Linked DNA regions of Mus musculus: region 2 is linked to region 1. A link is a loop called in an ENCODE intact Hi-C map of the cell type or tissue named here. Cell type or tissue: gastrocnemius. All regions are shown on one strand. Each heading gives the region's core, and the rest is flanking DNA. Links, peaks and the distances in the headings are about the cores only.

Region 1 (2,916 bases), core at 193-2,692:
AAAATGGTTATTAAACAGACTAGTATGGCAGATGGCCCACAACAATAACAACAACAACAACAAATTGCAGGCGCTTGGACAACTGGTATAAGAGCAGCTGGAGGCTCAACATGTAGAAGAGTCTACCAGCCCATGGAATTGTCCTTTGTGTTGTGAAAGAAAAGAAATCAGGTAAATGGAGGATGATAAAGGACTTAAGAGCAGTTAATACGGTACAATGAAGCAAAGATCAGCAAAGACTTGAAACCAGCAAAGCAATGCAAAGCTAGCTATACACTAGTCACTGTGGGTTGACTCCTATTTATACTCTCTCCAAATATCACATGGGTCTGCATCACCTGACATTTCCTTAAACTTCCACTTCAGGGTACACTACAGGAATGCAGTCACAGGATGGGCCAGAATTTTCAACAGGAGGAAAACAAGCCACATCTTGACAAAAGTAAAGGGATGTCAGGAAATCATAAGCTACAGGACAGAACTCGGGAATTAAAAAAAAAAAAAAGTGTGACACACACTAGGCTCTTGTAGATGCATATTCAACCATTTCAGAGATCATTTTGGCCCAACAGCCATAGCACCTATCAAGAAATCAGAGAAGCCTAGGGGCTTCCTATGCAATGGAAACACCAGACAAAAGTAGGGTGACTGTAGATAAGGACAGAGTCTACCCCCAGGATGTGACACAAGTCCCCTTGGCTGGAGTCACAAAGGTACAAAGTTGCCTCACCTATAGTGACTCTCCAATTAATCCCACACCACGGGGACACAAAAGCTATGGGTGCCTCAAACGAAAATACAATCCACCCCACACGGAAGCCTTAACAGGGAGAGCCAATCACAGTCACTGTTGCCCCCACCCTCACCTTACCTCTACCGAAATTAGAAAAGGTCCACTGGGAAGCAGTCACACCTCAGTCGGTCACCTCACACGCTCCCAAAGTTAGGCAAATGCTCACAAACACAAAAGCCCAGGGACCTCACACTCGAGGGACCTCACACTGGTAAAAAAAAAAAAAAAGCATGGCACAAAACGGTCACACAGACTCCAGCCACACACACAATGGATGCGATCATACTCACCAATCAAGGAATCCTCTCTGCCTCCATATCCCCTAGACTACCACCCAGACACATGATAACAATTCTACACAGCTCCGGATCTCCCGGAGTCAGCTTCATTGCACTGCACAGGATGGTGCATCCAAACCCTTGGCACCAAAGGCGTCTCATTATCCCTAAAGTTCTCCCCAAACCTGTCAGGAGTACCCTGCCCACTCCTTAAAAAAGGCTCCCAGGAGAGGGAAATACAACGCCTGGAAATGTCAGGGGCTGAAAGCTGTGGCCTGAACAACAGATACAAAGTGTTCGGCTATTCGTCGGAATCGTGAGGAAATCCCAGCGGTGAAAGACTTCATAGACCTAGATCAGGCTCCTCGACCCAGCACTATCTCAGCACTGCGAGTTTCCAGGGAACCGAGGTATTCTGGGAAATGTAGTTCAAGGCCGTGCTGGTGACCGGAGGCGCATGGCTCGAGTAGGCTGAGTCATCCAATCCCCAGGCGGAAATCTGTCTAAGGAGGCTGTTCCGAATTCGACTTCCTGCTGGAAGTTGGGGCCACAGACCGGAATGTAGGACCCCAGCGCTAAGACCAACCCAGCATTGGCAGTCTGACCAAGAGGAAGCCTCGTCCTGTAGGTGCAAGAGTACGCAATGACAGCCCTGAGCGTGTGTGAGAGAAAGCATAGGGAGGTTAGATTGCATGCGCGGCTGGATCTGGGAGGAGTTGGACGGCAGAGAAACTGCGAGGTAAGGAAAATGAGCGTGAGCAAGAGTTGGGCTCGAGCTGTGGCGCTTTGTGAGTGGAGCGAGCTGTTGTGGGGAGGAGACATTGTATGCGGATCGAATGGTTCTTGGGGATTGGGTCTCGACTGGATGGATCCCTGTACAGGAGTGGCTGAGATTATAGAGATAGCGGAAGCTTCCTAAATCTCATTTTCTTTTCAAATTACGATTAGTAAGTGCGGTCTTCTGGAGTGTCTGTGGGAGGGAAAATGTATAGCTGATAATAACTAATTAGCATTGTTATTTTTCTGTAAGTTAATTGTGCGGCGTAGGCAATCTACAGGCAATATAGCCGACTTTTTATTTTTAACACAGTGTTTTGTCAGTCGGGGTGGTTTTTTTTTGGGGGGGGGCGTTATTAACGCTCAGGGTACCCCAAGCAGACATCGTCCCTTCTCTAGAGAGTTCCTGAGGAGACACAGGTAAGGTTTGATTTTGAGGCTGGCTTGCAATTCTCTTTATAACCAAGGTTGACCTGAACTCCAGATCCTCTTGTCAAGTGGTTTCTGTTGGTTTGTTGTTTAGACAGGATCTTGCTGTTTAGCCCTGGTCACCCTTCAGAGGCCGTCCTCCTGACTTTCAAGGTCTGGGATAACAGGTGTGAACTACCATGCCCTGCTCCAGAAGGTGATAAACGGAAGTTTATTACAGAGAGCAGCATCACCATGATTAAAACAAGCTGCACACAGTACTTAAGAGCCAGTGGGACACAGCCATAGAGGTGTGTGTCCATATCAGCCAGAGTCAGTGGACACAGCCACAGCGGTGTGTGTTCATATCAGCCAGAGTCAGTGGACACAGCCGCAGCGGTGTGTGTCCATATCAGCCAGAGTCAGTGGACACAGCCGCAGCGGTGTGTGTCCATATCAGCCAGAGTCAGTGGACACAGCCACAGCGGTTTGTGTCCAGATCAGCCAGAGTCAGTGGACACAGCCGCAGCGGTGTGTGTCTATATCAGCCAGAGTCAGTGGACACGGCCACAGCGGTGTGTGTCCATAGCATCCAGAGTCAGTGGACACAGCCGCAACGGTGTGTGTCCAGATCAGCCAGATTTAGAAGGTAAATGTCAT
Region 2 (2,916 bases), core at 290-2,789, 96 kb after region 1:
ATGTCTTAACACAGACTTATCAAGTGACCCGGTTCTTCCAATTGTCCATTCATGGAAATGATGGAAAACTCCAACATAGACACATGGCCTGTGTTCTCCCTGACTTCCTTCTGTTTAATGGTCACATGTTAATTTAGGAATTAGACAACTTACAGTTTTTGTTTCTTTCTATAACATGGTTATTTCAAAGAACTTGGAAAACAGAGCCAATTAAAATTTTTGCTACACAAGGATAACCTCTGTTTGATCAATTTCCTTTTCATGACATTTTCAAGGGTGGGATCTTACAGCATTAACCATTTCATATATTTGGAGTGAAAAACTATGCGTGGCAGTTGTGTGGTTTGGTTGTTGTTGGCTTTCTTTTGATTTTTGAGACAGGCTGGTCTCAGACTCTGCAAGTAGCTGAGCATGACCTTATACTTCTAATTCTTCTGAGCTGCAATTACATGTGTGAGTCACTATACTTCTGCATGTATGCATGTATGCGCAGTACCACATACATGCCGTGGAGGCCAAGAGAGGGTGTTAGAGTCACTGGAACATACTGAAGGTTGCGAGCTACCGTGTGGAGGCTGGGATCCAGACCCAGGTCCTGTGCAGCAGCAGGAAGCACTCTTAACCACTGAGCAAGCACTCAGCCCCCATTTTGAGTTTTTTGTGTAGTTGGTTGTGTTTAGCTCTGAGGCAGGGTCTCTCGCTGTAACCCAGGCTGACTCCGTGCTTTAAATCAGTGGCTCGCAACCTTCCTAATGCTGCAGCCCTTTAATGCAGTTCCTCATGTTGGGGTGACCCCACCCATAAGATTACTTTGTTGGCCCTTCATGAATGTAACTTTGCTACTGTAATGAATCATAATGTAAATATCTGCTCTGCGGGATAATTGATTATCCAGAACTACTTGGTTATCTAGAACCACTTCTCTAGAGTCTCCTGCTTCACTTCCCTAGTACTGGGTCACTGGTATAAGCCACCATGCCAAGTTCTGTACAAGGGTTTGAATCTTCTTTTAAAAATCCAAGCCAGGCAGTGGAAGATTCTAAGAAGTTTGAACTGTGTGTATAAGCTGTTGAGGTTGTACAGTCAAAAATCAAAACGTTTGGCCACCAGAAAAAGAACTTGAATTAGTAAGAAATGAAGGATTGTTTTGGTGTTTGAAACCAGGGCATTATGCGCATTCTTTATGAGTGAGCTAACTCCCCAGGCCTGTTCTTTGAGACTTGATCACACTCTATAGCTAAGGCTGGCCTGGAACTCACTGTGCAACCTGGGCAGACAAGACAGCTCAACTCCAAATCAGTCCTCTTGCCTCGTCCTCCCTGGGGCTGGCTTATAGTCGTGCAGCATCATGCCTGGCTTTGTGTCCTGTTTCTGGATGAACAGGCAACCCAGAGGTCCCGGGTCTGGTGACATCATGGAGTGGCTCTTTTGCTCAGCCGGACAACGCAAGCACCAACATTTTGGAAGTGCTCTCTGTGTTCTAACCTGGGTGTGTTTATTGTTTCAGAAACCGGTGGTGTTCAGTGACGTGTCTCTGGACTTCTCGCAGGAGGAGTGGGAGTGTCTGGGCCCCGCGCAGAGAGACTTGTACAAAGATGTGATGCTGGAGAACTATAGCAACCTGCTCTCAGTGGGTAAGGACACCTGTATCAGCAGCGCAGCCATCTCTGCAGTGTCTGCTTCTTCCTCAAGGAATTTCTCAGCTGCCTTTCAAGCTTGCCACCTGAACTCCTGCTCCTTGTTTGCAAATACCTGGTTTCAGCTGGGCGGAAACAGAAGCCTGAGAGACAGGCGGCTCCGGTGGGCTGTGGCTAAAGCTTCCTCCTCGTCTCTGGCTGTTCCTGTCTTGACATCTCTTGCTTGGTGACCGAGGGATGGCATCCGTTTCCCACAGCGTAACTATGTTCCATGTCTTTTCTTGTAAGCAGGACTTCACATTCCCAAGCCTCAGGTGATCTCTTTATTGGAGCAAGGCAAAGAGCCCTGGATGATTGGTAAAGAGCTTACAAGAGGCCTGTGCTCGGGTAAGTGAGAAGCATTGCGCAGAGCGGTGCCCACGGGGACAACTCGCTGGTAATCCAGGAAACTGCACCTTTCCCATGTTATTTTGTTTTTTTTTTTTTTTTTTATTTTTATTTTTTTTAAAGATTTATTTATTTATTATATGTAAGTACACTGTAGCTGTCTTCAGACACTCCAGAAGAGAGAGTCAGATCTCCTTACGGATGGTTGTGAGCCACCATGTGGTTGCTGGGATTTGAACTCCTGACCTTCGGAAGAGCAGTCGGGTGCTCTTACCCACTGAGCCATCTCACCAGCCCGTTATTTTGTTTTAAAGAGTATTTCCTAATGTTATGTAGACGAGTGCTCTGTCTGCATGTACACCTGCGTGCCAGAAGAGAACATCAACTCCCATTATAGATGGCTGTGAGCCACCATGTGGTTGCTGGAAAGTGACCTCTTAACAGCTGAGCCATCTCTCCTGCCCATTGGTTGTTATTTTGTAAGCTTCTGCCAAAAACTTGGGTCTAAGTGAGAAAAGCAAGTTCTTTTTTTAAAAAAAGAGCATTATTATTATTATTATTTTGTTTCATGTATTGATTGATTGATTGATTGATTGCATGGGGCGAATTGGGGGGGGTCAAAGGACAACTGTGAGAGTTCGTTTTCTCTGTGCATGGTGTTGGTCTGGGGATCAGACTCAGGTCATCATTGGTTTTGTTTTCACATAGGAACGGTTTTATAACTGGCTTATCAGTCTTTACCTTCTCTTGTCCATCCAGAGGTCGGATGCCTAAAATCCCAACCTCCTAACAACCTGAGTTACCCTCTGGTGACCAGGCTCAATACTAGAGCTTTTCTCTTTCTTTTAAGATTTGTTGTTTTATATGTATGGGGTATGTGTGCACCAGATGT

Evidence for each region. Hi-C counts contacts between places; a loop is a spot of excess contacts. Peaks named below come from ENCODE experiments on the same cell type or tissue, not always from the same donor. Only the 100,000 strongest peaks of a DNase experiment are listed, where the experiment ranks them.
Region 2: a loop joins it to region 1, with 2.0 times the contacts of the local background. A loop is called at or near these places in 11 of 42 quality-filtered maps.

Annotation. Positions count from the first base shown.
Region 1 is chr7:29,814,480-29,817,395 of GRCm38, forward strand. It overlaps Zfp790 (zinc finger protein 790), which reads left to right and starts at 1,593. Exons shown (of 5, transcript NM_146185.2): 1 at 1,593-1,810. In gastrocnemius, for the core only: no CTCF peak of the experiment used is centred there; a DNase peak (open chromatin) is centred at 1,556; H3K4me3 peaks cover 2,430 bases; H3K27ac peaks cover 1,877 bases.
Region 2 is chr7:29,910,662-29,913,577 of GRCm38, forward strand. It overlaps Zfp383 (zinc finger protein 383), which reads left to right. Exons shown (of 5, transcript NM_001243908.1): 3 at 1,508-1,634; 4 at 1,929-2,024. Among named protein-coding and RNA genes, the nearest start is that of Zfp383, 3.6 kb to the left of the region's middle. In gastrocnemius, for the core only: no CTCF peak of the experiment used is centred there; no DNase peak of the experiment used is centred there.